2 separate regions of the Mus musculus genome follow, and region 2 is linked to region 1. A link is a loop called in an ENCODE intact Hi-C map of the cell type or tissue named here. Cell type or tissue: heart. All regions are shown on one strand. Links, peaks and the distances in the headings refer to the core of each region. The heading gives the core; the rest is flanking DNA. Region 1 holds the start of AU041133 (expressed sequence AU041133). Region 2 holds the start of Gm10777 (a long non-coding RNA gene).

What was found. Peaks named below come from ENCODE experiments on the same cell type or tissue, not always from the same donor. Only the 100,000 strongest peaks of a DNase experiment are listed, where the experiment ranks them.
Region 2: it touches region 1 in a loop (5-fold over the local background); 1 of 42 quality-filtered maps calls a loop at or near these places.

The regions. Positions count from the first base shown.
Region 1 is chr10:82,119,484-82,135,325 of GRCm38, forward strand. It overlaps AU041133 (expressed sequence AU041133), which reads left to right and starts at 8,530. Exons shown (of 4, transcript NM_001163064.1): 1 at 8,530-8,615. The coding sequence starts at 8,613. In heart, for the core only: no CTCF peak of the experiment used is centred there; DNase peaks (open chromatin) are centred at 8,508 and 8,748; H3K4me3 peaks cover 1,304 bases; H3K27ac peaks cover 826 bases.
Region 2 is chr10:81,988,385-82,004,226 of GRCm38, forward strand. Gm10777 (a long non-coding RNA gene) reads left to right here and starts at 8,539. Exons shown (of 4, transcript XR_003948919.1): 1 at 8,539-8,733. It overlaps Gm19802, which reads left to right. Exons shown (of 5, transcript XM_030245429.1): 3 at 207-333; 4 at 534-594; 5 at 1,104-4,189. The coding sequence ends at 2,490. In heart, for the core only: no CTCF peak of the experiment used is centred there; a DNase peak (open chromatin) is centred at 8,961; H3K4me3 peaks cover 387 bases.

The sequences.
Region 1 (15,842 bases), core at 4,533-12,532:
CCTTAGCTCGGTGTTTTGATCTTTGGTTTTTTTTTTTCCTTGCATTTAGGACATAAGCCATAAGCTCCTTATTTCTGAGTATTGGTGTTTCAAGGGCAATTTACATTGTTTCTTTAAGTGGCACAGTAGGCCCCCACTCAGATACTCAGCAGTCATCTGTCTTCAACATCAGGTAATTTTGTTCTGTTTGTAGATCCACTTGTTTCTACATGATTTAGAAAGTCTATAACGTTTCCTGTCTCTTTCTGAGGCCTAATTAGTCCTTGGCAGTCTTCACTGGCATTAAACCCAAGTCTTTTAACATTAACTCTTGAATTTGTTCCCCTTTTACTTGTTTCTCAGTAGCATCTTTGAATTTCCCTATGAAATCACCATGAGTCTCAGAGGGATGTTGTATAATTGTTATATTAGTAGAACTGACATTAAGTTGGCAGGAGCCATGCCTGGCCAGAATCAGTGTGGATGTGTAGAAAGGGATAGATTAGTAAGTAGATAGCAGGTTTCCTTTGAGCTGCTTGCGGTATTACAGAGGTCCTGCAAGAAGATCCTGCTCTATCTCCTGTCATTTTCTGGAGCAATATCTGTCCCTGGGTCTCTCTTCTTGGTCTGGTTGCTGTTGCTATTGAGCTTTTCATGATGATTTGGGCACAGGAAAATAAGGAGGGACTGTTATGGGGAAATGGAGAACAATTCTCCTGGGCACAGTTTGAGAAGATGAAACTACATGGGAATACTGTGGGAATAGATAAAATTTCCTATGACTCCTACTCCTACTCTGTTGTATTTCCATAATGTGTTAATTTCACCTGGTTAATTGCATCCTATATCCTCAACATTTTAGTTATTTGCTTGATTGATTTCATGTTCTCCAAAGTTTTAACACTGTATACACCTCTGTCATGATGTCCACATACCTGTCAGAGGACAGTGCACAAGTGTTTCTTCTTCAGTTCCTCTCTGTGAGAACAAGAGATGAAACAGAGGAAGCACTCAAATGGCTTTAGCCCAGAGTGACAGGTGATATACCTATTAAAGGAGGAATAACAAAAGGTTTTCACACTGCATTCACTAGGTTAACTTTTTGTTTTTTGTAGAGATTACATTGTAGAGAAGCATAGGGATTCAGGTTTCTCCACCACAACAACATACTTTTCTCTCATAAACTGCTTCTCTACCGAAACTAGGGTAAGGCACTGAAGTATGTGAAGGATACTTTAATATGAAAGACTTCTTTTAAAGAATCATTGACACACAATAATCTCTTTACCAATGTGTATAATTTTGACAGTAATTGAATGGTATGTGTGATGGCTATTCCTGGTTGTCAACTTGACTATATCTGAAATGAACTACAATCCTGAATTGGAGGGCTCACCTGTGATCCAGATCTTGAGGCTGGATGACACAAGTTTCTGACCTGGATCTTAGCATGGAGATTTTGAGGTATAGTGCCTGTGAAAAGCTTAGGTCCTGGCAAGGTAGTACATGCCTTTAATCCCAGGAGACTGAGGCAAGGAGATCTCTGAGTTCAAGGTTAACCTGGGACAAAAGAAAGTCCCAGATCCAGGCTTGGTGGCATACACCTTTAATCTGGGCCACACCTTATGCTGGAGGCCAACATAGGGACATTGGAAGAAGGAAGATTCTTTTCTCTACTGCTTGCACTTACTGGCCAGCACATCTGTTGGAACCTGCTTCTACAGAAGACCAGCTGAAACTAGACTGGTGAGACTTAGTAACTACTAGATTCTTGGACTTACCATTCATAGCTGACCACTGTTGGGTTAGTTGGACTACAGACTGTAAGTCATCACAATAAATTCTCTCAATATAGAGAGATATCCCATAAGTTCTGTGACTCTAGAGAACCCTGACTAATAACAGAAGTTGGTACCAGGAGTAGTTCTAGAGGAGCAGAAGTATATGATGAATCTTTTAAGAATCTGGATTTGGCTTAATAATTTTCCAGCACCTTTTAATTCATCATTACCTTCAACTACTGAAAGCTCTCCAGACACTCTCTCTCCAGAAGCTCAGAATATTGAAGGCCTGTGGTGGAAACTAGATTTCAAACTTAAAGAAGCTAATGCCTCTGATTATTTTGATCCATCAGTTTTAACTGGCAATGAATTAGGTGACCTGGTATACACAATTTTCTACAATTTGGGGAAAACAAGGAAAATGATTTTGCTGGCTTGTTGCTTTTAGTATCTCTGGACAACTTGAAAAGAATGAGCTGTATGATAAAATTGAATGGCTCCAGATGCAAATAAACAATCTAAAGGTTTCTAAGTGTGCCCTTGAAGAGAATCTTCCCTCCAGCAGCCATAGAGCTTGAGTTGCAGGAAATCAAACTGAAGCCCTCATTATAAGGTTGGCTGAAGTACAGCGAAAATTCAAGTCTCAGCCTCAGAGGGTGTCAGCAGTTAAAGTAAGGGCACTAATTGGAAAAGAATGGGATCCTATAACTTGGGGTAGGGATGTGAGGGGGGGGGGGAAACCCCGTTGAAGGTGAGAATGATGAATCTTCAGATTCTCAAGGGTTTTCCTCACCTGAAGAAGAGTAACCTCAGCCCCTCCCCTTGAAATAGTGCCTCTTTCACATGAGGAAATTAATCCCTCCGAGTCTAATAAACTAACAGTGACTTTCTCTGAAGAAAATGCCAGGCAAAACAATACTGATCTTCCTTAAGGCCCACCAATAGTTTCTTCTAGACCTATAACCAGACTCAAGGCAAAGCAGGCCCTTAGTGGGGAGGTAGAAAGTGTAGTCCACGAGGAAATGCTCTATGCTACTAAGGAGCTTAATGAGTTTGCTAATTCATTCAAGCAGAAGTCTGGGGAATATGTGTGGGAATGGATTTTAAGAGTGTGGGATATCGGTGGAAGGAACATAAAACTAGATCAGGCTGAGTTTATTGACCTGGGCCCTCTGAGTGGAGATTCTAGGTTTAATATGGAAGCTCACACAGTTTTGTTTTGTCTTTTTTTTTTTTTTTAAAGGTTTCAGAAGTTTGTTTGAATGGTTGGCTGAAACTTTTATCAGAAGATGGCCTACTGAAAAGGAGTTGGAATTGCCTGATATCCCTTGGCTTAGTGCTGACAAAGGGATTTTAAGGTTCAGGGAAATTGCAATGCTAGAGTGGATACATTATGTAAAACCTAATTCCCCACAATGGAAAGGTCTGAAAGATATGCCCTTCTCCAGCCCTATAAGACGAAAACTGGTGATAGGGAAACCAGTACATTTGAAGAGTTTTGTTCTTGCCCTTTTCCTTGTCCCAGGCCTTAGGGTAGGAGATGCTGCTGCTCAATTGGATAAATTAAATGCAATGGGTTTAATTGGGCCCCAAGGTAGCAAGGGCTAAACTAAGTGAATGGATGGACAGTTCTACAAGATAGCTCTCACGTGGCTATAATTAAAATTGTGACATCTGTTAAGGCATTGTTTCCTTGCCTTCTTTCTTAGAGGAAAGTCTTCAGGTAACTTATCAGCTACCTGACATTGAGTTATATGGAACCATGAGAATTTAATAATCACTAAACTTTGCTTATTTACACTGCTGCTTTTCCATAAAACTTCTGGGCACATTGAAATTTCTTTAGAGGTGCACATGTATCAGCTTGCACATGAAGATTACCTTCCAGATCTTCTAGAATTTTTACAATGTCCTTCACTATTGTGGTCTTCCCTTTTGTAGCCTCAAATATACTACCAGAAAATTATTTTATTTGAAATTATGCAAATGTTCTTAACTATTTGCCTCCAACAGATATCCAGATATTAAACAAAGGTCCTAATCCACTACAATTGTTAGATTTGAAGACTCATGTGGTTTGCACCAGCCTAGAGAGCCATTCTTGGGATAGCACACATCCCAAGATTACCGAAAGAATAGATTGCTGGGTGCTAGGCAAGCTGCTGCTAGTGAGCAGCTATAACAGCTGGAGGCTTCAGATACAGTGTACACTGAGTCTTACTGCTTCTCCTCACACCTTTAGACCCCACTGGTAATCTCCATTGCCTGTTTTTCCCAAGACACTCATGACTCCTCTCTTCCCCTGGTGATGACCATTCTTGTGTCTGCCCAAGCATGCCCTGGGAACTGTGATTTCATTTTCATTTTTTAGTTGCTTGGACATAAAGAAACTACAGAGAACATTCTAATATAGTCTCCTCAGTTAACTTAGATGTTTTCTGTGTCCTCTGGTCCCTAAACTATGAGTGGGTACTTAATCCGACTTTATCTTTTTTAACTTAGGCAGCCTGATTTAATGAAAGATATCTCACAGGGCAGGATTAAGTCCGAGGTTGTTCATATTCTACTTGTATTTAATTTGAAGATTGTAACCAAGGTTGATGGATTACAAAATTGGAGAAGAGGGTCAATTAAATATGTTTTGTTTGGAGACAGGGGTTTTCTATATAGACCTGGCTGTGCTAGAACTCACTCTGTAGACCAGGCTGCCCTTGAATTCATAGAGATCTTCCTGCCTCTGCCTCTCTTGTGCTGGGATTAAATGTGTTCACCACCACTACCTGGCATTAAGGAAATGTTCAAAGGGACTATTTGAAGGTTATCTTTCGAGGTAGCCAAACACTCTCTAATGCACACCCACTAAAAGCTTACTTGTCTTGTTGGAATGTGAAGTTTTATATATACATTCCAGAAGTTTGCCTACATGAAGTTCAAGCACAGACAGGTTAAAGTCAGACAGACAAAAATACAAGGAGAATTCAGTGAGGTCAAAAGTATTCCAGAGTCACATCTTTAAATATGGAGACACCAAACATACTTTCTTCTCCTTGGTCTCCAATGAAAAGGAGGAGAATACAAGTATCCATTCATATATCAAAAAAGTGGATCACCTGATAAATTTACTTGTTAATTTTTTTATGCCTCATGCCAGTAAGAAAAAGTTATCATGGTTTTAGTGCAGAATTCTACCAAACTTTCAAAGAATGGCTAATACCATTACTCCTCAAAATACTTCACAAAATAGGAATAGAAGGAACACTGCCAAACTCATTCTGTGATAGCAGAGTCACCTTGATACCTAAACCACACAAAGACTCCACAAAGAAAAAGAATTTCAGACCAATTTATCTTATGAATATCAACACAAAAATAATAAAATAGTCACAAACTGACTCCAAGAACACAGCATTCATCCCATCAAGAAGGCTTCATCCCAGGAATGCAGGGATGGTTCTATATATGAAAATCCATCAATGTATTCCACCATATAAATAAACAAAAATGTCACATGGCCAACTCATTAGATGCTGAAAAGGTCTTTTGACAAGATACTACACCTCTTCGTGTTAAAATTCTTGGAGAGGTCAGTGATACAAGTGCATAAAACATAATGAAAACAAAATAAATCAAGCCAATAGTCAACATCAAATTAAATGGAGAGACGCTTAAAGCAGTTCCAATAAAATTAGGGGCAAGACAAGGTTGTACACTTTCTTCCTATCTATTCAATATAGTACTTGAAGTTCTAGCTAGAGCAATAAGATACGTAAATGGGATAACAAGATACAAATTGGAATGAAGAAGAGACAGAATTGCTCAATATTCACAGATAATATAATAGTATACATAAGTGACCTCCCAAATTCTACCAGATAACTCCTACAACTGATAAACACCTTCAGCAATGTAGCTGGAAACAAAATTAACGTACTGAAATCAGTAGCCCTCCTTTTTACAAATGATAAATGGACTGAGAAAAAAAAATGAAGACAACATCCTTCACAATAGCCACAAATGACATAAAATATGTTGGTGTAACGCTAACAAAGCAAACAAAAGACCTGTATGACAAAACTTCAAGTTCCTGAAGGAGATTAAGGTAGATGTCAGAACATGGAAAGATTACCCATGCTCATGGATTGGTAGCTTTAACATAGTGAAAATGGCCATCTTACCAAAAGCAATCTAACATTCAATGCATCAAAATTCCAACACAATTCTTTACAGACCTTGAGAGAGAAATTCTCAACTTCATATGGAAAAAAAAAAACCTGGATAGCTAAAACAATCTTAAACAATAAAATGACTTCTGGAGGAGTCACCATCCCTGGTTATAAGCATACTACAGAGCTATAGTGTTAAAAACTTTATGATATTGGTATAGAAACAGACAGGTTGGTCAATGGAATTGAACCAGAGACCAGAAATAAACCCACACATCAGGTCAGTCTTCCTGTGGCACCCTAACAACTGGAGCAGGTTCTGTCCCTGAAGCTGTTGCCTATTTGTAGAATTCATTCTCCTATCTGGGCTGCCTTGTCTTCCCTCAGTGGGAAAGGAGTCTAATGCTGCAGAGATTCTCTCCCCTGTTCAGTAATTGACTGGTAAGATTTTATTCAGAAGTCAGGGAATAAATAGTGAGCAGTACTTATGCAACAATGAGGCTGGAGATACTTTGAATAAGGCTTGAAACCAGATATGGGGCCAGAGATATCAGCATTTGAATAATACAGAGATAATCTTCCCACAGGGCACAAAACATTATGTCTTCATTTTCCCCTTCTAGCTAATAAAAGGCTCTTTCTGTTTGGAATCTTTGGATAAAGTATTCTATAATCTATTCTATTTTGGTGAGTTTAAATTCTGTGTTTAAATCATTCTTTACCATAATTGTATAGAGCTTAATACATTTTCCTAAATCCTAAACACTTTAAACGTATATGGGAGACTTTGTCTAGTCTTCAACCCCAATAGACATCCAAGAAGGAATAATTACCTGAGTATGTACAAAGTGTAAGCAAGCAGCTTCCAAAATTAAAGAAATGAGAGAGAAAGCTGACTGCCTGGAACGTTTTATCCTTTCTAGAGTCCAACGATCTCAAAAGTGTTTTGAGAACTCTGATCTTTCAGCTAAGTGATTCTAGGAGCTGTGGGAAGGAGGGAAGTTAAAAGTGATAACATATTTAAATGGAAATCCCCATGACCAAGAGAACAGAATCTCTGGCCTAACATTCCAATGAGAATTGGCCAAGGACCCATACCTATGATGCAAAGGTCTCACCCTAAACCATAATAATGAAATAAATGCAATAATTATTTGTTTTGTACTTGAAGTCTGGCTAAGGATTATTGAATCAACTAACACTAAACAGGTACCCCTCCTCATTGTACTTTCTTGATTCAACACAGAACATAGTGATGACATCTTAAATGAGTTTAAAAGGAACAGCATTTATAGAAGAGACAAAAGGATATATGTTTAACAAATCAAATATGAGTATTTTCCATCAAGTACTATTAATCTTGTTTTTGGATTAAGAAATTCAAATATTTTTAATTTCCCTATCCCGGTAAAACCTTAGTTTCCTCAAAGATCCACTTGTCTCTGGAGCAGCACGTCTTTTCTCTTACTTCTCCATATCCGTTGCAGCAATTCTTTCTAGACTATCCAAATGAATAAGACTGAGGTGAGACTCAAGCCAAAGGGGAAATGATACAGCCACCACCTCTTTAGAATAAAAACCAACAAAGCCTCTGCTTAGGGCAGGAACATAGCTTCTAGATGAAGAGTAACGTTTTCTTTTTCCAGACACTAAAATGGCAATGCTGGTCTCTTCCTTGGCCACCCTGAACTTACTTCTAATATGCCCACATAGAAAACAACTTTAAGAATGATTTAACACCCGTCTCCTGCCATCCAAGACTTTCTTAGAGGTGCTAGTTTTATGTTCTTGCCAAAGGTCAACTTGGCAAGGTCTGTTTTGGTGCTTCAGGAGGTCTTGAAGGAGTCAAGGGAACCTGGCTCTTTGGCCTGAGGGGCCGTGGTTATAAGCTCCAAGGCCACCTGTGCTCAATCTGAGGCATCCTGTATTTTTCTTGTCAGCATTGCTGAATTGGTTTCTGCTGACTGATTCTCCCTCTGCAAACAGTGTATCATACATGCACTTCTTAATAAACTTGTTTGGCATGAGCCATCATCATCTTATACTGATACCTCCCTGGACCAGAATTGGTGGTGTATTGTGCCATAGACCAGGCTGTTTTAAACTACTGATGCCCTGCCTCTACATCACAAGGTTGCATGATAAGGCAGTGCCACCGCAGAAGGCTGGGGCACTGTTATGTTTGTTCAACGACGTGCAGTTGAGAGAGGTGTTTGCAATCCATGGTGTGCCTTGTTGAAATTGCTGATACCTGGTAAATATCCATCCGGTAGTTTAAATCTGACCTGAATGGAAATGGGCTTTCTTTCAGTTGTGAGGCAGGGGGATCAATCCACTACACCTTGTTTAATGATCTGCATATGCTAGAGACCTATATGAAGGAGAAGTTCCCACTAGGTGCAGGGACGACTTTGCAGTCCAGGTGTAAGGCCAATCTGTTCTGTGCCTGGGGTGGAGGATAGGGCTGAGAATGACTGTGCTGCGTCCCTTCACAGCCTCAGTCGCTAAGGGATCTGCTCCTGTCACTCAGGCCTCACCAGCTAATCAGGGCCTCGAGGCGGAACACCAATCGGAATGGAGGCGGGCACTTCCGGTGTGTGGCAGAGGAAGACTCCTCCATCCATGTTGGGCGCAGTGACCCTGCTTCCCGCAGCTGTGAGGAGAGTGGGGCGAGGTCCGAATCCGCGCCATGGTGAGCGGGGCCGCCGTCCCCACGCGGGGAGGAGCAGATCCGCGGGAGCCCGTGTGGGGTTGACTCGGGGTGCGGGAACTGGCGGCGAGACGCGGCGTCGGTGTCATTCCGTTTGTTCCCGAGTTGTGGTCCCGCAGGTGGAAGCGGGACCTCTCATTGACTTAGGTCTCCTGGCTGCGCCTGCGCACCGCATGGGAAGCGGGAGCTGGGCTTATAAACCATTCTGGGCTGGCTGCAGAGCTCGCGCATGCGCGCTGTCATTGTCAAGGGAGGCAGTGGCTGGCTGGCAGACCTCTAGTTTCCCTAGTCTTCCAGAAGTTCTGAACCTGGCACTTGACATTCGGGTGTAGCATCCATCTCAGTTAACTCTGCGCAGTGTAAAGTCTGTGTCATTAACACATTCGCATGTAGATGCCACGGTGGACCAATCACGTGTGTTAGTAAGGCCAGACTCACTGTGTTTCCCTGCATAAGTTGTCAAAATCGACCGAATATTAATTGTGTTTTTGCCCTAAGTGTGCTTGTTCTCTCATGTTCTGTTTGTCTCAAACAGCACAGTCTTTATTGCAGGTGTAGGGTAATTTAGAAGTCAGACGGTGTCACTGTGCTGTTTATTCAGTCTTGTGTGCTCATGTTTTCATTCATGATGACCTTTTGTCATCGGCTTTTTTATAAGTGGTTTTAAGTGCTGAGCCATCTCGCCAGTCTTAAACTTGACAGATTTTCAGAAATTTACATGTGTGTATGCCTATGCACAAGATGAAATCTGAGGGTTAAGAGAATTTAGGTTTGCTTTAGAATCTGTCTTTGGGTGTTAGGAGAAGACTCAGTAGGTATACTGGTCAAATTTGGTGAGCTTGGAACAAGCAATGGATAGGTATTCTTCTGATTAATGATTGATGCAATAGTTCCCATCCCACTGTGTTTGGTGCTGCCGTGGGCAGGTGGTCTTGGGATGCATAAGAAAGCAGTCCTAGGAAGCCATTAGATCGGAGCAGTGCCTTAGTCAAAGTTCTGTTTCTGTGAAGGGATGCCATGACCACAGCATCTCTTATTGACGGAAACCATTTAATTAGGGCTTGCTTATAGTTTTAGAGGTTTGGTCATGGTGGGGAGTATGGTGGGACATTGTCAGACATGGTGCTGGAGAAGTAGCTGAGAGTTCTAAATCCAGATCAGCAGGAAGGAGGAGAGACTGTGAGCCTAGCCCAAGCATTTGAAACTCCAAAGCCCAGCCCCAGTGACACACACTTCTTCCAAGAAGGCCACGCAAACTCCAAAGCAAAAAAAGTCCTCGCCTTGTCAAGTAACACCTCGTTCTAATGACCAAGCATTGAAACCCATGAGCCTGTGGGCACCATTCTTTTCTTTCTTTTGTTTTTTGTTTTTTTGTTTTTTTGAGACAGGGTTTCTCTGTGTAGCCTGGCTGTCCTGGAACTCTGTAGACTAGGCTGGCCTCGAATTCAGAAATTCGACTGCCTCTGCCTCCCGAGTGCTGGGATTAAAGACATGGGCCACCACGCCTGGCTAGTGGGCACCATTCTTATTTGAACGACTAGAGGTTGACAGCATATGTGGGATGTATAAGTCTGCAGTGTGTAGTTATAGAAGTTTGCAAAATCTGTTCACTGGAGCTTGAGACTTGGCATTATAAAGAGATTTTTTATTCACTAATCTCGATGTGTGTGGTGTGATTTCTCATTGGGAAGGCCCATTAATTCCAGAACAGCTTCACCTTCAGGCTTTTTGTAAACATCCTTTACAACAAGCTCTCTTGTGTTGACTCAGGTTGTCTTCTAAGGCCTTGCTGCCTTTCTGAGTCAACCTCCTCATTTCTTGGATTAAAGGTTTCTAACACCACACAGTTCTGAAAACACCCATTTGAACCATGTAGTGGGCTGGCCAGATCAGTAACAAGACAAAGATTTGTGTTTCTCTTTCTTGAAACCAGAATAGAAGGAATAGTTTACTGTGTAAACTGCAGGAGGAAACAGAAACAGATAGTAGCTGGGTTTTAAGCTGGTCTCCATTATAAAGAATGTTCTGATGTTTCAGGTGACTTTTATGCATTAATTCATATGATAGGAATGAAGGCAAACAAATTGGTGGATGTTTAATTTGGGGAGGTTACCTTGGTCCAATGAAATTTCCACTTTTCCAACTCTCTCAGATGGGTAAGTGCAAAGCTAGTTGGCTCTCTTCAGTGTGGTGAGAGGTTTGAGTCACAGGGCATTTGTCTGTGGCTTGTGTAGCAGCATATAGCACTCAGCAAATAACATTTTACACAGGGAAGGTCGTAAACTCTCTTATTAATGGCATTCACTTTACCAGGAATGAACTTGATCTGTTTTAACGTGATCTGTAGTTATTTTATCTCTTTTAAAAGCTAAGTATCAGCATCTGGCATAGAGTGGTGTAGGCATTGCCTCTAGAGACTCGTGCGTTTGAATGCTTGACTATCAGGAGGTGTAGTCTTGTTGGAGTAGGCGTGGCCTTGTTGAAAAAGTCTGTCACTGTGGAGGTGGGCTTCGAGGTCTCCTATATGCACTAGGCTGGCCAGTGTGACACAGGCTTCCTCTTCTGCTCCCTGTGGATCAAGACCAAGAACTCTTAGCTTCTCCAGCAATTTGTGTGCCTGGACGATGCTGTGCTTCCTGCCATAGTGATTATGGACTAAACCTCTGAAACTGTAGCCAGCCCCAATGAAATGTTTTCTTTTATGAGAGTTGCCTTGGTCATGGTGTCTCTTCTCAGCAATAGAAGCACTGACAGCAGCATGAAGACAGAAAGCCAATGGGCCTGGCTTAAGCCCTTGAAACTCAAATCATACCCCTCAATGACCCACTTCCTTTAAGACCACACTTCCTCCAACAAAGCCACACCTTCTAAATTTACCCAAGCAGTGCCTTTCCCTGATGAACAAACATACGGACATATGGGTGCCATTCTCATTTAAACCACCATAGTATTACTTTTAAGTTTTCAGTTGTTTTACATACATCACTACTCTAATCTCTACTTGCTTCTATTCTCCAATATTTCTCAATTAGTAATAATTTAATCCAACTTTCTTCAAGTAGTTATTCATTTATTTATTTATAGAGCAATGTGTCATGTAGGTGTCTTAGTTTTTCGGCTGCTGTGATAAAACACCATGACCAAAGAGCAAGCTGGGGAAGAAAGGGTTTATTTGGCTGACACTTCAGCAACACTGATTGTCATTGAAGATAGGACAGGAACTCAAGCAGGGCAGAAACCTGGAAGCAGGAGCTGATGCAGAGTCCATAGAGGGTGCTTTGGATTGGCTTGCTCCAGAGCATCTGCTCAGTCTGACTTCTTATAGAATCCAGGGATGGCTCCACTTCCAATGGACTGGGCCCTCCCCATTAATCACTAAGTTAAAAATACCTTACATGCCTGCCTACAGCTGAATCTTATACAGGTATTTTCTGAGTTGAAGTTCCCTTCCCTCAGATGATTTTAGGCTGTGTCAGGTTGACAGAAAACTATCCAGCAGAGGAAGCCAGGCTTGCCTTGCACTCTGTGGTTAAGAATTGAGGTGAACACCTAAAACTTCCTCTGCTGCCCAGTGCTGGGAGTAAGGTTTTCAGGTCAGGAAAAAGGAAGGAGACAACTTAGTGAGTTTCCTAGTGGAGTTCAGACTTTTGCTGGGGAGATTTGAATGCACAGGGACCTGTGTAAGAATTGGAACCAGTTGCCAGGCAGTGGTTTAATCCCAGCACTTGGGAGGCAGAGGTAGGCGGATTTCTGAGTTTGAGGCCAGCCTGGTCTACAGAGTGAGTTCCAGGACAGCCAGGTTTATACAGAGAAACCCTGTCTCGAAAAACAAACAAACAAACAAACAAACAAACAAACAAACGAATTGGAACCAGTTGTCCACTTACAAGGCCTTGTAGTTCAGTCAAGGTCAAAGGTCATTGTAGAGAAAGGGAGGTGACATGAATGAGGGTGAAAGTTTTCCAGTTTTGTCTGCAGTTGCATTTATCAGAGATTAGCCAGGTAATCAGTTTTAGGTGATTGATGAACTTATTGATAAATACTGCTTTTTGGTCTGAAGACTAGAGCAATCAAGAGTATGGATTAAACAAGTGAATTTTCTTCTAGAAACTGAATTACTGTAGTTAAACTAGGTTTGAGATATTCTTGGTGCACTCTAATATAAAGTGTTAGTCCCTTGGGTACACAGGGCCATAAAGCCCATGTCAATGTTTTAAAATATATTTCTGAGGTCATGATTAGTTAGTTTAGCCCTTCCCTTTTCTTTCTCCTGGCCCTCCATATATCCCTCCTTGTTTCTGTTTTAATTGTTGTTCCTACTTGACTTTGACCTAAGGTTGTCCAGGTCTGAAGTAAAGGGATGGCTGCACTAGACATTGAGTGTGTAATGGACTGTTTACACTATAGACCATACAACTAGGAGGAGAAATATAAAGTACTGTGGGAAACTGACTGAAAGAATTTCTACTTAAATACAGATTTCCGGTATGGTGACTCTGTTCTTATGGGGTGTAAAGCAGCTGTCAAGGTCTGTGTTGTGTGAGTCTTTTGATCTCTGATGACAGTATAGGGGAGTTGCTACTTTAGTGAGGCCTATGTAACTGGGTGGCCCTTGTAAAAGAGGGTCTCTGGACAGGCCTTACAGTGGGAATGTAGCGGCAAATAGTAAAATGCCACTCTGTTCCCAGCAGGCCGCTCAATTCCTCTGCACCTGCCTAAGAGTTCTCTGGATGCATGAATGAAACACACACACACACACACACACACACACACACACAAACACATACACATGCCAGTTTAATTTTTAAAATGCCTTCCTAGCTCAATGGTTGGGTACTTCTAAATTTCCCCATGGTTAGCACATTTTCCCTCCAGTATTCCTGAGCTAACATTTTGTAAATCTATTTTTATCTTTGGTTTCTCAGACCCAAGCAGGGAGTGGACCCTGGGGCTGCTTCACTGGATTCTTACATGTTGGTGGGCCTTTAATTCTGATCTCTCTGCCTCCTCCTCATGGCGATTCTCCTCTTCTCCCCCTTGGACTCTTGCCCTCAAAATCTAAAAGTTCTGCCTCTGTCATCTGGGTTGTTTCCAGCTGCTGGCTATTATGAATAAAGCTGCTATGAACATTGTGGTGTCTTTTGGGTATATGCCCAGGAATGGTATATCTGGGTCCTCAAGTAATACTATGTCCAATTTTCTGAGGAACCACCAGACTGATTTCCACAGTGGTTGTACCAGCTTGTTATCTCACTAGCAATGGAGGAGTGTTCCTCTTTCTTCACATCCTTGCCAGCATCTGCTGTCACCTGAGTTTTTGATCTTAGCCATTCTGACTGGTGTGAGGTGGAATCTCAGGGTCGTTTTGATTTGCATTTCCCTGACGACTAAGGATCTTGAACATTTCTTAAAGTGTTTCTCAGCCATTTGAGACTCCTCAGATGATAATTTTGTTTAGCTCTATAACCGATTTTTAATAGGGTTATTTGGTTCTCTGGAGTCTAACTTCTTGAGTTCTTTGTATATATTGGATAGATATTAGCTATCTATTTAGCTCTGTACTCCACTTTTTAATGGGATTATTTGGTTCTCTGCCTTCTTGAGTTCTTTGTATATTTTGGATATTAGCTCTCTTTTGGATGTAGGATTGGTAAAGATCTTTTCCCAATCTGTGGGTTGCTGTTTTCTCCTATTGACAGAGTCCCTTCCTTTACAGAAGCTTTGCAATTTTATGAGGTCCCATTTGTCGATTGCTGCTCTTAAAGCATAAGCCATTGGTGTTCTGTTCAGGAAGTTTTCCCCTGTGCCCAAGTATTTGAGGCTCTTCCCCACTTTCTCTTCTATTACATTCAGTGTATTTGGTTTTATGTAGAGGTCCTTGATCCACTTGGATCAATTTGCATGCTTCTACATGCAGACCACCAGTTGAACCTGCACCTTTTGTTGAAAATGCTGTCTTTTTTTCACTGAATGGTTTTAGCTTCTTTGTCAAAGATCAAGTGACCCTAGTTGTGTGGGTTCATATTTGGGTCTTCAATTCTATCCCATTGATCTACTTGCCTGTTTCTGCAGTTTTTATCACTATTGCTCTATATTATAACTTGAGGTCAGGGATGGTGATTCCATCAGAAGTTCTTTTATTGTTGAGACTAGTTCTCGCTATCCTAGTTTTTTTTTTTTTGTTATTCTAAATGAATTTGAGAATTGCTCTAAGTTTATGAAGAATTGAGTTGGAATTTTGATGGGGATTTCACTGAATCTGTAGATTACTTTTGGTAAGATGGCCATTTTTACTATATTAATCCTGCCAATCCATGAGCATGGGAGATCTTTCTATCTTCTGAAGTCGTCTTCAATTTCTTTCTTCAGAGACTTGAAATTCTTGTCATACAGACATTTCACTTGCTTGGTTAGAGTCACACCAAGATATTTTATATTGTTTGTGACTATTGTGAAGGGTATTGTTTCCCTAATTTCTTTCTTATCCCTTTTATCTTTTGAGTAGAGGAAGCCTACTGATGAGTAGAGGAAGCCTACTGATGTGTTTGAGTTAATTTTATATTCAGCCACTTTGCTGAAGTTATATATCAGCTGTAGGAGCTCTCTGGTAGAATTTTTTGGGGTCACTCATGTATACTATCGTACCATCTGCAAATAGTGATAACTTGACTTCCTCCTTCCCAATTGGTATCCCTTTGATCTCTTTTTGTTGTCTAATTGCTCTGGCTAGAACTTCGAGCACTATATGGAATAGGTAGGGAGAAAGTGGGCAGTCTTGTCCAGTCCCTGATTTTAATGGGAGTTTCTCCCTATTTAGTTTGATGTTGGCCATTGGTTTGCTGTATATTGCTTTTATTATATTTAGGTATACACCTTGAATTCCTGATCTCTCCAATACTTTTAACATGGGTATTGTATTTTGTCAAAGGCTTTTTCTGCATCTAATGAGATGATCATATCTTTTTTTTCTTCTTTTCTTTTTTTATAGTGGATTACACTGACAGATTTTCGTATATTGAACCATCCCTGCATCCCTGGGTTCAAGCCTACTTGATCATGGCGGATGATCATTTTGATGTATTCTTGGATTCTGTTTGCGAGAATTTTATTGAGTATTTTTGCATCAATATTTATAAGAGGAATTGATCTGTAGTTCTTCTTTGTTGGGTCTTTTTGTGGTTTAGGTATGAGTGTAACTGTGGCTTCATA
Region 2 (15,842 bases), core at 5,175-13,174, 130 kb before region 1:
GGAATTCAGTGGGCCCAGAAATGAGAGATGTGATCCTCCTTTTCTGTTTCCTTCTAAAAGCACTTGGAGACTTCATTTGAAATTCTGTGATCTGGAATAAATGTGTGGAGCACCCAGAATTATATAAATATATTCTCAGTGGAATGTACATTTACAGTGCAGCCAGTCTCACTATTTTTATTATGTATATGTATGGGCTATTTTAGGATGCGGTGACCTATGAGGATGTGTATGTGAAATTCACTCATGAAGAGTGGGCTTTGCTGGATCCATCCCAGAAGAGTCTCTACAAAGATGTGATGCTGGAGACATGCAGGAACCTCACTGCTATAGGTAAGAATCTGAGTTTTCCTTCACTTTCTAAACAAGGGGACAATGTTTCTTGGTTATTGGTGCACTTCTGTGATTTCTCTTGTGACAGAGGAAGAATGTGGTGACTATTGAGACATGATTCTCGGGTTTACCAAAGATACTAACTTAAAACTGCATACTATCCAATAATATATCATAAATTTTCTGGTACTATATTTTAGGTTACAAATTGGAAGATGACAACATTGAAGAACACTGTCACAGTTCCGGAGGACGTGGAAGGTAAATTTCATGTGCAAGCTGATAGAGGTGCATCACTGAGGAAGTTTTAATGTGCCCTGAAGTTGTAAAGAGAAGCAGTAGTGGGAATAAGCACAGCTTTATGTATATTAATGAGGATTAAATTCTCACAAGGCTGTGTACTTCAGTTTCAGGTAGCTAACCTGTGTCTGCAAGGCAAACTTACAATAAACACAGAAATCATACCTTAACACATGATAATAGTTTAGTCATAGGCCTGTGAGATGTGTTGTAGAACTGTCAACCCATTTAGTTTCATCCTATTCAATTTTAACAAAAAGCATGCACATTGATTGGGGACCCGTGAATGTCCGAGAACTTTTATAAACAAATAGTCGCTCCAAAGTTTAGTGAGAAGAACAGTTTATGGGAGGCAAGAAGGCTGATGTCATGGAGAAACCTTAATCCTTATAGCACATATCTGTGGGGAACAAGAACTCAAACTATATGAATATTTGAAAACCTTTTGTTTGTTATTTCTCCTTTAATAGGTATAACATCTATAATTGCAGATACAAGCCTTGCGAACATAGGGGACACAGCAAGAAGCAATGTACCTTTGCACATAAGTGTTTTCTTCAAACATATGAAAGGATCCATACTGAAGAGAAACCCTATGAATGCAATCAGTGCAGTAAAGCCTTTGCAAATTTCCGTAGTCTTCAAAAACATGAAAAAAATCATACTGTAGAAAAACCCTATGAATGTAATCAGTGTGGTAAAGCCTTTCCAAGTCCCAGTGCTCTTCAAATACATGAAAGAACTCACACTGGAGAGAAACCCTATGGGTGCAGTGAGTGTGGGAAAGCCTTTGCAAGTAAAGGTAATCTTCAAACACACAAAAGAACTCACACAGGAGAGAAACCCTATGGGTGCAGTGAGTGTGGAAAAGCCTTTGCGTGTTTCAGTTATCTTCAAATACATGAAAACATTCACACTGGAAAGAAACCTTATAGATGTAACCACTGTGGTAAAACCTTTACACGGCGTAGTAGTCTTCAAATGCATGAAAGAGGTCATACTGGAGAGAAACCTTATGAATGTAATCACTGTGGTAAAGCCTTTGTTTGTAGCAGTAGTCTTCACAGGCATGAAATAATTCATACTGGAAAGAAACCCTATATGTGTAATCAGTGTGGTAAAACCTTTGCCCGTTGTAGAAATCTTCGAAATCATGAAGAATATCATACTCTTGATAAACCACATAAATGTACTCTTTGTGGTAAAGCCTTTGCAAATCACAGGAACCTTTATATACATGAAAAATATCATGCTGGAGAGAAATTGCACAAATGTACTCAATGTGGTAAAGCCTTTACACGGTCCAGTAGTCTTCAAATTCATGAAAGAAGTCACAGTGGAGAGAAACCTTATGAGTGTAATCAATGCAGTAAGACCTTTGTATGTCGCAGTAGTCTTCAAAGGCATAAAAGAACTCACAGTGGAGAGAAACCTTATGAATGTAATCAGTGTGGTAAAGCTTTTGCAAGTCGCAGTTTTCTTCAAATACATGAAAGAATTCATACTGGAGAGAAACCTTATGTGTGCAATCAATGTGGTAAAGCCTATGCAAGTGGTAGTAGTCTTCGAAATCATGAAAAACGTCATGCTATTGAGAAACCTTATAAATGTAATCAGTGTGCTAAAGCCTTTGCATGTCTCAGGCGTCTTCAAATACATGAAAGGAATCATACTGGGAAGAAACTTTATGAGTGTAGTCAATGTGGGAAACCCTTTACAAGTCAAAATAGTCTTCAAATACACAGGAGAACTCATACCGGAGAGAAGCCATATAAATGTAGTCAATGTAGTAAAGCCTTTGCATATTGCAGTAATCTGTATAGACATGAAAGAAATCATTCTGGAGAAAAACTATGAATAATCATTGTGGTAAATCATTCGCATATTCGAGTAGACTTCATAATCACAAAAAATGTCATTCTGAAGAGAACCCCTATGGATACAATTGATTCAGTAAAGCACGTTAGTGTAAACTTCAGATACATTAAAGATATAAATTGGAGAGAAACCTGACAAATGTAATCAATGTGATACTGCCTCTGCGTGTTACTGGTTTCTTTAAGGTTATGAAAGAATTTCTACTGGAAAGAAACTCCATGAATCTAATAAGTGCAGTAAAGACTTACATATCAAACACATTTTCCTACTGAGACATCTCATTGGTGCTTATGTAAGATTAGTGGAGCTGTTTCATCTTTAAAATATTGCCTTCTTTTCAAAATGTATACAAATTGTCATCCAAGGATAGAGGAACACAATAATTTGAATAAAAGAGTAAATAGGTAGTAGACACCTGTAAGTTGTCATCTGACTGGAACATGCACACCAGAGGATAGTTATATACACACAGGTAAAATTTATTAACGATGAAATTAAAGCAAACAAAATGAAAATATTCAGAACATAAATGATTTACCAATTAATACATTGTAATATTTCAAGAAATGTCTCTGTTCATCAAAATAATGATGGTTCCTATTTAGATCCTGTTAAGAGGACTGCTGACTCTTAGCAGAAAGCTGCTATCATCTCTGCAGCCATCTCAGGCTGTTTACTTACAGGTTGGTACTTTTCCACCCTGATGAGAGACTTGTTTTCCTAGCATGATGTTTATACAAGCAGCCCACCACAGCTGAACACACTCTGATAACATCCTGTTTTTCTCAGACACATCCTAAACTTGTGGTTAAGTGTCTCCAGTTGCACTCCCCAGCTTGTGCTTACATATCCATAGTTGCCTTTCAATAGACTTGATCAGGCAGACTGTCTTGTCTCCATTCTTCGTGTCTCTTGCCCCTCCATCCTCACTCTCTCCCTTGCAGACCCCGTTGATTGACCTGTGAGCTGGGTCAAGATCCTCCATTATCCTTTCACTCTCTGATTATAAGATAGGTCATTTTACAAACATCTCAGCTGGATATAGAGGTGCATGCCTAGAATCCCTCACTTGGAGACACAGGTGGATTTCTGAATTCAAGGCCAGCTTGGACCACATAGTGAGGTCCAGGATGGCATAGCTATGTAGAGAGATCCTGTGTCATAAAAATCAAACAAACCCTCAAGACAACAATAAAGCCCCAACCAAACAACCATCTCTCCCTTTATGGATTCTTTTCCTAAAATAATCTGAATGTAGTGAGAAGTTTGTAATTTTGGGTTCTTTAAAAAACAGAAATGTTAAGTGAATAGGTTTTTGTTTTAAATCCAGGTGTGGGAATATGGGACTGCTTCAGATTGTTCATAGAAGCTGTGTATGATTTGCCTCTTGCTCCATCAGAGGTATGATTTTCGCCAGGAGCAGATAATTTATGGAATTGTGTGATGTTTGGAATTCTGGGGACTTTTCAGAGTTTATATAAATGCTAGGGCTCTAAGAGGCAGTGTGAGTGGCTGGTTGGTGTTGGTTGCAGTTTGTCAGTTTTTAAGTAGTACCGCAGAAAGAAATGAGAAGTAGAAATTACATATCCTGATGGCAAAGATCAGACTTGCCCTAAGGAACCTGATACCCCTAGTCAGCAGGAAGTAGTCTAATAAAAATTGCTTCCTTTCTCCTTTATCATTTCTTTCTCTCCTGTTTAGTTTTAGGGGTGGTATAAGGGAAGAAAAGTGGGGTGGAGAAGGGTGGAAGAAATAAGAATCCCCAAAGTAGCAAACACCGGCTATAATTGGTGCTTATAACTGGGACCAATCAGAATGGGAAATTTGATTTCAAATACTTTAGAGGACACAGTAGTGGATGAAGGGATGGATCTTTGTTTCAAGATAACAGCAAAACATTTTGGCAGCTGTCATTGGAAAATTCCATGGTCTGCTCCCACGGGAAATTTCTTCTTTTCTTCTTTCCTACCTTTATTCTGTCTCAAAGAAGATTGGGAGAATGACTGAGCATTTGCAAAAATTGTGGGTAGATATGAGGGACCCAAATAACAACAACAACAAAAAAGGCAGAAATGGGAAGACAAAAAGGTTCTCTGCTCTTTTCTGAAAGGGCTGTAGAATTGGCAGGGATGCTGGGAAAGTTGTGGATGGAAGTTGAAGCATTTGGGAAGCAAGAAACACTGGAAGAGGGAGAACAACAGCAAAACCTCAGTCTGGGTGACTGCAAACAGGCAGGAGTTTCTCATAGGAGGAAAGAGGGTGAGAAGCTGTGCAAGAGGGTGGTCAGGTCAGAGAGAGGCAGAAAAGGCGGAACAGTCTGCTGAAATAGCCCATTTTGAGGGAAAGGGTTAATCTTGAGCTAGCTGTACCACCAGAGGTGGGGGTGTAGGTTACCTAATCACCACCATCTCCCAGTATGCCTGCTAGGATATGCTTTCTAATGGGGTGGAACAAGGTTGTGATATAGGATGGTGACCTCTAGAAATGATAGATCTAGAGTGTTTTAAAGAGGCTGCAATTTCATAGGGGATGTCCTCACCTTATATGAAAGCAATTGTAAAAACTGGCCTACTCAAAAAAGAATTATTCCCCAAGACCGGAAGGAACTGGTGACAGTTGCACTAGAGGCCAGCCCACAATTGCAATGGCTGATGTAGTAGAGGGAAGAAGCTGTAAATACTGAACAGTGAAATACAGCGAGGGGAAGGAGGCTAGTCAAGGACCAGTTGCTGACTTGATATAAAGGAACAGATTCAGTTTGATGATGCTACTACAGAACAATGTTGATTAGCAATGTTAGGAGCTTGGGGCAAATTTGAGGACCTCAGAAAAGGTTCACCTTGTTTACAAAGACTATATAAGGTCTGGCGAAGCCTTCACTGAATTTTTTTTTTTTTGTACAAAAAATGTCAGCTGTGAACAAAGCCGTATCAGACCCTGATGTAAGACAAGCATTTATAGAAACCTGGCATATGGAAATACAAATACTGAATATTAAAAGCACTTATTAGACCATTAAAGGCAGGGGCAGCACCCATGTACAAGTGGATAAAGGATACAACTGATATTGTTCCAATGTGTACCAGGCTAATAGCATAGGTGAAGGAGTAACTGGAGGTCTTCAATATTAAAAGGCCTGGTGATTGGATTGTGGGATATACTGTCATTTGCAAAGAAAGTGTAACCAAGGTACTAAAGATCTCAGCTCTCAAGATGACTGGTGCATTAATTGCAAGAAATAAGGGGTTTTGTGCAGGAAAAGTGAACAAGGCATCCTGAAGGGTAGTGGCTTCTGGAATTGTGCAGGCAATGTGTTAAGGGTTGCCCTTTACTATTGAAGTGTTGGTCCAGCAGATATCCCAGGCAAATTTTTACAGTCAGGAGATTGCTTGGGGGCTTGACTTGAAACCCCACAACAAAAAGTACGAGCTAATTGACTCTTGTCAGCCAGGAAATAGCAAGCAGGCAGAAAAATCTTAACTAAGTATTGCAAATGTAATGTATGCTTCTGCAGGCAGTGTTACTCTAGACCTGGCCATAGATAAACACCTTACTCTACTTCTAAAACCTCAATGTTATAAAATATCTACTGGAGTTTATGGTCCTTTGCATGCCTTGATAATAGGGATGATTTTGGAAAGGACTGGGTTAACTTTCCAAAGATTCATTGTGCATTCAGGAATTATAGATGAAGATTTCAAAGGAGAAATTCAAATTATGACCTATGTAAAAAAAAAAAAAAAGCAAATGATAGGATTGATAGGATGTGATAGGATTGCTCAGCTGCTGCTGTTTTCCTGCATCAAATGCAAAACACTCCCATAGGGGAAAAAAAAAACCCCAAGAGTTTGGAAGTACTGGAAAATGTGTGTTCTGGCAAGCAGTTGTTAATGATAAGAGGCAAGAATTAAAATCGCAGGTAAATGGTATTGAGGTAGAAGGCTTGGTGAATACAGGAGTTGATGTAACTCATTTCACAAACATTTTGGAATTCAGAATGGCCACTTGAAAAGGTTTATACACAGTTTCTAGGAATTAGAAAGTTATCTCAGATAAAAGAGTTTCCTAAGTGACTGGGAAGACAAATAGTCAAGTTAAGTAAGGCCTTATGTGGCTGACATAGTCATAAATTATGGGGACAAGATTTATTACAACAGGGGTGAGATCAGATTAATATTCCCTCAGTGCTAGAGGCCAACCCTGATGAAACTCGGGATGAACTGGTAGATGCCTCTTGGGAAGATACTGATGTTTTGAAAAAGAACTTCAGGCTGTGCCAGTTGTCCAAACACAGGACATCACAGTGATTGAGTTTCCAGTTTTATATGGGAGGGCCACTGTTGTAGTACCAACAGCCCTACCCTTAGATGGTTCACTAATAACCATTCTGCTTATGCTGTTCTGCTTATGTTGTAGGATTATTTCCAGAAATAGAAATTGCCTTAATTTCGTCTTCACTTCCTGATAGGCTACTGTTACAAATGGAACTACAAAATCTGGCTAAAGCCTGCCCAGATCCTTTGTTTATTACCCATTCTCAGACAGTCTGACCTTGGTTTTACTGCAGAAGGGAATAGCAAGCTGATGCATTAATCTGTTTTATTTTTACTTCTCCAGAACAAGAACATCAACACCTATCCACTGATGCTCATAGACTTCATGTGTCACATCCTACTTGGACAAATGGGACAATTGTGCAGGAATATCCTATTTGTGTTCCCTAATGCCTTAGTCAAATAGCAGTAGTTAATCACAGAGGTAAAAATACTAATGAATTGTGGCAGATGGATGTCATTCTCTTTGTTCTTGTGCCACAGACGCTGTATTAGTCAGGGTTTTACTGATGTGAGCAGACACCATGACCAAGGCAAGTCTTATAAAAAACAACATTTAATTGGGGCTGGCTTACAGGTTCAAAGGTTCAGTCCATTATCATCAAGTTGGGAACATGGCAGTATCCAGGCAGGCATGGCACAGGAGGAGCTGAGAGTTGTATGTCTTCATCCAAAGGCTGCTAGTGGAAGACTGACTTCCAGGCAACTAGGGTGAGGATCTTATACCCACACCCACAGTGACACACCCATTCCAACAAGGCCACACCTTCAGATGGTGCCACTCCCTGGTCCAAGGATATACAAAACATCACAGACGCCATCCCTGTACATTTTTGTTGATACTTAAAAAAAAAAAATTCTGGGTAGTTTCTCAGTCCTCAGAGAATGCTTCATAGTATGCTTTCTTCTTATACAAACTTTGGCTGTTATGGGCTGCCAACTTCTATCAAAACTGAGAGCGAACCAGCCTATAGTAGTAAAACGTATAAGAAGCTCTTTAAGGAATGGAATATTAATCACATTACAGACATTCCTTATCTTCACAGCCAGAGTTCACACTTTTGAAAGGCTAGACCAGGCTGGCCTCAGACTCACAGAGATCCACCTGCCTTTGCCTCCCAAGTGCTGGCATTAAAGGTATGCATCACCATAGCTGGGCGATGCCAAACTTTTAATTTTTGAATCCTAGGTCATCACCCTGGAATCTCCCCTTTGGGGACCATAATTGTGTTTCTGGTCTCAGACCAGAAACTTTTAATGCCCTGCCTCCACCTCCCAAAAGGTGGCATGAAAGGTCATTGCCACCACAGAAAGTTGGGAAAGTGTTAATATTTGGCCAACAGTGTTCAGTTGAGAGACATTCGAGCAATCTTTAGTGAGTCTTATAGACATTGCTAATGCCTGATGAATATCAATCAGGTTGCTTAAATATGACCTCTTTTCAGCTGTGAGCAGGAGGATCACACAGTGCACACAGAGTAACGATGTGTATGCTAGACACCCTATGCCTACACGAGGTAGTGCCTACTGTGTGCAGAAATAGTGCAGGGACAAGTTTGCACTACGGTGTAAGTTCTACAGTCTCTCTGCAGGTCTGTCCAGTAGGACAGTTCTGTACTTGGGGTGGAGCCGCCCAGGGCTGTGTACCACAATGCTGGGTCTATGCAAGCCACTGTAGCTAAGGGAGCCGCTCCTGTCACTCAAGGCCTTACTAGCCACTCAGGGCTTGGATACGGATGCCAGTTAGAATGGAGGCGGGTACTTCCGGTCCGCCATGCTGCAGGCTCCGCTGTGTTTCTGAGGGAGGCTTTGGTGGTTCCGGGTTCCGTGCTGAGACCAGCTGCTAGGAGCTGTGAGGAGAGAGGGCGAGCTGGGGATCCGCGCCATGGTGAGCGGGGCCGCCGTCCCCACGCGGGGAGGATCCGCGGGAGCCCGTGTGGGGTTGTCCCGGGGTGCGGGAACCGTCTGTTGGACGCGGCGCCCGGTGTGATTCCGTTCGTTCACCTGAGGTTACTGAGGGTCTTTGCCCCTCGCAGGCGGAAACCGGACCTCTCCCTGGCACAGGTCCCCTGGCTGCGCCTGCGCACAGCCTGAGAAATTGCTTGGAAACTCTTCGCGTCATTCTGCAGGGCGCGCGCATGCGCGGCTTTTATTGTCAGGGAAGACAAGTGTTCTGACTGGCAGAGCTCTAGTTTCCTTAGCGTCTTCTACAAGTTCTTACTAGGCACTTGACATTCACGCGTAGGGTACATCTACAGTGAATTCTGCGCAGGTCTAAAGACTGTGTCATTAACACATTCGCATGTGTTAATTCACGTGTGTTAGTAAGGCCAGACCCACTGTGTTTCCCTGCCTAAGTTGTCAAAATCGACCGAATATTAATTGCGATTTTGTTCTAATTGTTTTTTTATGTTCTGCTGATCTTTTTATTCTTTCTCAAACAGCACAGTCTTTATCGCAGGTGTAGGGTAACTTAGAAGTCAGACGGTGTCTCTGTGCTGTTTATTCAGCCTTGTGTGCTCATGTTTTCATTCATGATGATGTTTTGTCATCTGTTTTCTGTCGTTCATTGCAGGAATCGTTAGACTCTTCATTTGTTGGATCTATAGCTCAGATTCTGCACTAAAATAATATTGAGACTTCTTGTCTACAATCCTTGAATTTCTCTACTTTGGTTGATTTCATTGATTGTTTTTATAACATAGTTACAGTTTTGGCTCCAGACATTTGTCACATTTCTAGGTATTCCTGTATTCATTCAAAGGGACATGTAAGTGTTATGAGGGTATGTGTTTTTTATTTACTAAATTTCTTTCATGTGCATGAGTGTTTTTGCTTCAATGTATGTGTTCATCAGTTGGGTGTTTGGTACCCACAGAAAACTAAAGAGGACATCAGATGCTCTGCAACAGGAGCTATGGATAATTTTGTGCCACCATGTTAATGCTAGTAACAAATGATATTAGCATGATGCATGTTAGAACAATATCAGTTGTCTCCTTTATCCACTTGTACATGGGCGCTGCCCCTGCCTTTAATGATTTAATATCTTTTTAAATATTCAGTGTTTGCATTTCCATATGCCAAGGTTTCTATTACCACTTGTCTTCTTTCAGAGTCTGAGACAGCTTTGTTCATAGCTGATGTTCTTTGTAAAACATGAGGCCCAACCAGTCCAGGTAGGGCTTTTAAAAAAATAAATTTATGAGAAGGTCTCTTATGTTGATTCAGGTTGCCTTCATCCCACTATGTGGCTATACAGGCCCTGTTCCCTTTCAGAGTCAACATCCTCAACTCTTGGATTAAAGGTTTGTAACATCACACGGTTCTAAAAAAAAAAAAATCTATGTGACTCATGTCGTGGGCTGTCCATAAGGCTCTGTGTGTGGAATATGGCTTCTCCCTTGAGACCAGAATAGAAGGAAAAGTTCATTGTGTCCATTGCAGGGGGAGACAGGCTATGCAATAGCTGAATTATAGGTTGTTTAATTCAGTGAACTGCTGGGGTCTTTGTTATAAAGAAGGTGCTGATGTGTCAGGTGAGTGACTTTCTGTGTACTTTTACTAGCATACATCAATTCAGACCATATGAATGAAGCCAAACCAAATTGGTGGGTCCAATTTTGGGATATTATTTTGGGCTAATGAAATTTTCAATTGAATAACTCTCTCATGTGGGTAAATAAATGCAAATCTGGTTGGCTCTTTTCACTCTGGTAGGGGACTGAGACACAGGGTATTGATTGGCCTGTGTACAGCACCCAGCAGTTAATATTTACACAGGCCAGGCCAGATAGTCACCTATGAATGCATTTTCTCTACCAGGAAAGAATTTATTCTGTTTTAAAGTAAAAATATCTAGCTGATCTTTTATTTATTTCTAATCTCTTTTAAAAGCCAAGTTTCAATATGTGACTTAGTGTGGTGGGTTGAATAGATATGGCTCTCATAGACTCATGTGTTTGAATGCTTGCTTCCTAGGGAGTGGCACTATGAGGAGATGTGGCCTTGTTGGAGTAGGTGTGGTCTTGTTGAAGGAAGTGTGCCACTGTGGAGGTGACCTTTGACTTCTCCTTTATGATCAAATGTGGTCAGTGTGACACGGTCCCCCTCTTCTTCTGCCTGTAGACCAAGACTTAGAACTCTCAGGATCTTCTCCAGCTCCACGTCTGCCTGGATGCTGCTATGCTTCTTGCCATGATGATAATGGACTAAGTAAGTCTCTGAAACTGTAAGCTGGCTCCAATGAAATGTTTTCTTTTGTAAGAATTGCTGTCTGTAGTCTTGGTGTCCCTTCACAACAATGGAAACCTTAACTAATACAGTTAGCCTGTATTTTATTGCTATGACAAGACCATGACAATTCTTATAACAGAAAGCATTTAATTGGGGATTGCTTACAGTTTCAGAAATTTATTCTATTGTCATCATGGTCAAGAGTGTGGTGGCATGCGGCAGGCATGTTAACTGAGAGTTCTACATCTGGAACTGTAGGCAGCAGGAAGAGAGAAAGCCAATGGTCCTGGCTTGGGCCCTTGAAACCTCGGAGTACACCCCAACTGACACTTTCTTCTACAACACCACCCCTCCTATTCTCTGCCAAGGGGTGCCACTCCCTCCTGACTAATTATTGAAACTCAGGTCACGCCCCTAGTCACATACTTCCTCTAAGACCACACTTCCTCCAAGAAGGCCACGTGTCCCGATCCTTCTCAAGCATTGCCACTCCCTGATGACCACTCAGTGAAACATAGGGGCCTACGGGGGTCATTCTCACTCAGACCACTGCAGTATCACTTTCACAATATCATTTTTGTACGTGCATTACTGCTCTCGTCTCTATTTGCTTCTGTTCTCCAGTGCTTCTCACTTATTATGAACTTCATTCAATTTTCTGCAAGTGGTTATTCATTCATTTATTTTTTTAGAACAATGTGTCATGTAGGTAGGTGTCTTAGTTTTTCTGTTGCTATGATGAAACATCATGACCAAAGAACAGGTTGGAAAAGGTTTATTTGGCTTATACTTCCTCATCACTGTTCAGTATTGAAGGAAATCAGGATGGGAACTCAAACAGGGAAAGAACCTGGAGGCAGGAGCTGATTCAGAGGCCATGGAAGGCTTGCTCCCTATGGTTTGCTCAGCCTGCTTTCTTATAGAACCCAGGACCACCAGCCCAGGGATGGCACCACTCCCAGTAGACTGGGTCCTCCCCATTGATTGCTAATTAAAAAAAAAAATGCCTTGCAGGTCTACCTACAACCCAGTCTTGTAGAGGCTTTTTCTAAGCTAAGGTTAGACATGTATCTTTAAGTCAGTCTGTGTTAGTCGGAATAGATAGGTAAAGAGAGAAATGTTTTTTTTTGGTTTTTGTTTTTGTTTGTTTGTTTGTTTTTTTGGTTTTTCGAGACAGGGTTTCTCTGTGTAGCCCTGGCTGTCCTGGAACTCACTCTGTAGACCAGGCTGGCCTCGAACTCAGAAATCAGCCTGCCTCTGCCTCCCAAGTGCTGGGATTAAAGGCGCGCACCACCACGCCCGGCTGAGACATATTTTTTTTAAAGATTTATTTATTATTATTATAATATCTAAGTACACTGTAGCTGTCTTCAGATGCACCAGAAGAGGGCGCCAGATCTCATTATGGATGGTTGTGAGCCACCATGTGGTTGCTGGGATTTGAACTCAGGACCTTGGGAAGAGTAGTCGGTGCTCTTAACCACTGAGCCATCTCTCCAGCCTGAGAGACATATTTTTTTTTAAAAGTTATTTATTTATTTTATCTATACGAATACACTAGCTGTCTTCAGTCACACCAGAAGAGGGCATTGGGTCCCAATACAGATGGTTGTGAGCCACCATGTGGTTGCTGGGAATTGAACTCAGGACCCCTGGAAGAGCAGCTAGTGCTCTTAACCACTGAGCCATCTCTCCAGCCCAGAGAGACATATTTTTAAGCAAGTGATTCTTAGTGTTTTAATCCTGGAATCCTTTAACATAATTCTTCTTTTATGTTGTTGTGACCACAACCTTAAAACAAACATATGACAGTCTGGCAACACTAGGGGACCGCTGCAGAAAGGTCTTTTGATTCTCAAAGGGTTTCAACCCATAGGTTGAGAAACTGTTTCAAGTTCCTTATCAGACTGTCTAAAGTCATTATTCTGTTGCCTCATAAGATAGGAATTTTGTGGCCTGGTGTTTAGCTGTGATATTTATTAGTCTTATTTATCTATCCATCAAGATCATATATTGATAAGGTCATTACAATAAAATATCTGATGAACTTTAAATTGTCTCATAGCCTTATAAATTAAAAAATTTGCTGTTTCTAAAATGTCCAGTTTTTAATTTTTTTTGTAAAATTCCTAAACTTTTTAAAAAGAAGTTTAAAATTTCTCAATTGTATGTTTTCCAGTATTGAAAAAGTACCTGTGTAAAGGGTGAAGTCAGAGAGCACAGTCATTTTTAGAAGGCAAAACCAAGATTTTTTTTTTTTTTTTTTTTTTTTTTTTTTTTTTTTGGTTTTTCGAGACAGGGTTTCTCTGTATAGCCCTGGCTGTCCTGGAACTCACTTTGTAGACCAGGCTGGCCTTGAACTCAGAAATCCACCTGCCTCTGCCTCCCGGGCGCTGGGATTAAAGGTGTGCGCCACCACGCCTGGCCAAAACCAAGATTTAACAGTGTAAACAACTCAGTGTTTCCAAAATCAGTAACAACTGGCTTACTTTTATGTTACAAAGTTGTAAAGGTTTTTGTTTTTTTGTTTTGTACATGACTGTATGGAGGTGCAGTTTTAATACTCACACACACACACACACACACACACACACACACACCCTTGGGTTTTAAGACAGGACAGAAATTAATTATATAAAATCTTTTCCTTATTTTAAAGTATCTTTGGACACGTTTTCTTGGTTAGCTCATGCCCAGTATTACTGCCCAGAATGGCTCCCACCCTGAGTTAGGAGTTTTAAGTTAACTTTTTGATACAGATGTTACAGGTTTTTAACCATACCCAATAACTTATAAGCCATTGATCTATAACCAAAACATGTAGAACATTGTATATGCAAATATTTAAGACCAGTCAGAAACAAACATGTAGTGGCCACATTATACATTTGAAACAGACAGACAAAACTTCCTCCAGTTGTAATTTCAAGAGAAGAGGACCTTGCTACCTGTTGAGTCCAGTTCTCATGGTCACAGTGGTTCTCTTGTGTGACTAGCCACTGAATACCTGCTGTAGAAAGCTGATGTGCAGGTGACTTTTTAAGAGCAGCTTGTACAGATCAGGTGACCTAGGCTTTATTCCCTGGCTCTGTTTCCTCTCTCAGGGTAACCAGGCACTGATATCCACATGCCTGGAATGAAAGCAAAGAAGCTTATGCAGGTGGGGTGTATTTGCAGGATCCAGCCAGCTTGAATGCAGGGGAGAAAAAGCCTTGGAGAGATTCTCAGTGAAACAGCCCTCCTTTGTTGGGGGTAGCAGGGGCCATATGGACTTTGGGAGGTTGGTGGGTTTTCAGTGAGTGTACATCATTAGCTGTGCTGAGGTGCTGGGCACACTCCATTAGCATGAAGAGGAATTCCAGGCGCTTGCTGGGCGTGTCCTCAGGGAGAGAGGAAGCTAAATGTGCAATTTGGTCTCCAGGCTATGTAGCTATCTCAGGGTGGCAGAGGGTTGGGGTTGTAGAGCCTATGTGCACTAGAACATGCAGACTCGAAGGAGGGAACAGTCCTACCTCCTGGTGGTCTCAGGACAAGATTTTTGGGATTTGGACATGTTTCAGCCTCATTCTTGCTCCAGATTGGCTTCCTGAAATTGCACAACTTTCTGGCCTTAACAGTGGCTCAACAGATGCAAAGGTGAAAAAAGCAGCCCGACGTGAGTAGAATGCTATGTCCCTGAGGCCACGGTGAAGTCCTGGCCTGTGCAGCTGCTGAGGCTCATGTCCGGGTCAGAGGGCTTGCAGCAGCAGGTGTCCATGTAGATGTCCATGGCCTGTATTACTACCAAAAGCCATCAGACATCCCTGGTCTGTGCTGGTCCTGCCCCTCCTTGTTGTTTGGAGGGAGAGACTACCCCCGCCCCAGCCCTTGCCACCTATATCAAGCAGGAGAGCTGGCCTTGCCACTCAGTGGCTGCAGCACTTGGGAGGGCTTGGCCTATGCCTTGCTTAAGCAGGACAGTAAAGCTGGCCCTGGTGGTATGGGTGTGGGTGAGCTGTTGGTGTGACCAACTTAGCTACCACTCAGGTTAATATCCAGGGCTATGAGTTAAGTCAACCCAACATCTACTTCATCTTTGAACTGCTGGGGCACATGAAGGGGGCTTCACTTGCAGATTTAAAGTTCCAGGATCTCCACAACAGAGGACAACAGGATATCCGAGGGGGATTCGGGGAGGTAGTAGAGGCCAGAGGACTCAAACCAGATCAGTCACTCATTGCAATGAACATTTGCAACTCAGATGTGTGGACAAAAGTTTATACTGTGAGACACATTGTGCTACATACACAATGGCTTCCACAACAAGATTTTTTTCTGGGGTGGAGGGAGTTGAAAGGGCAGAGGGCTGAAACAAAGGGGCAGGCAGATGAGAGGTATTGGGGTACATGATATGAAATTCACAAAGACTAAAAAGTGGCTGTCATGGTTTGCATATGCTCATCCCATGGAGTGGCACTATTAGAAGGTGTGGCCTTGTTGGAGGAAGTGTGTCACTGTGGGGGTGGGCTTGGAGATCTTCCTGGTTGCCCGAGGATGCCCAGTCCGTTCCTGGCTTCCTTTGGGTAAAGATATAAAACCCTCAGCTCCTCCTACACCATGCCGGCCTGGATGCTGCTATGCTTCTGCCTTGATGATAATGAACTGAACTTATGAACCTGTAAGCCAGCCCCAATTAAATGTTGTCTTTATAAGATTTGCCTTGGTCATGGTGTCTGTTCATAGCAGTAAAACCCTAACTAAGACAGTGGCTGTGGAGCGTTT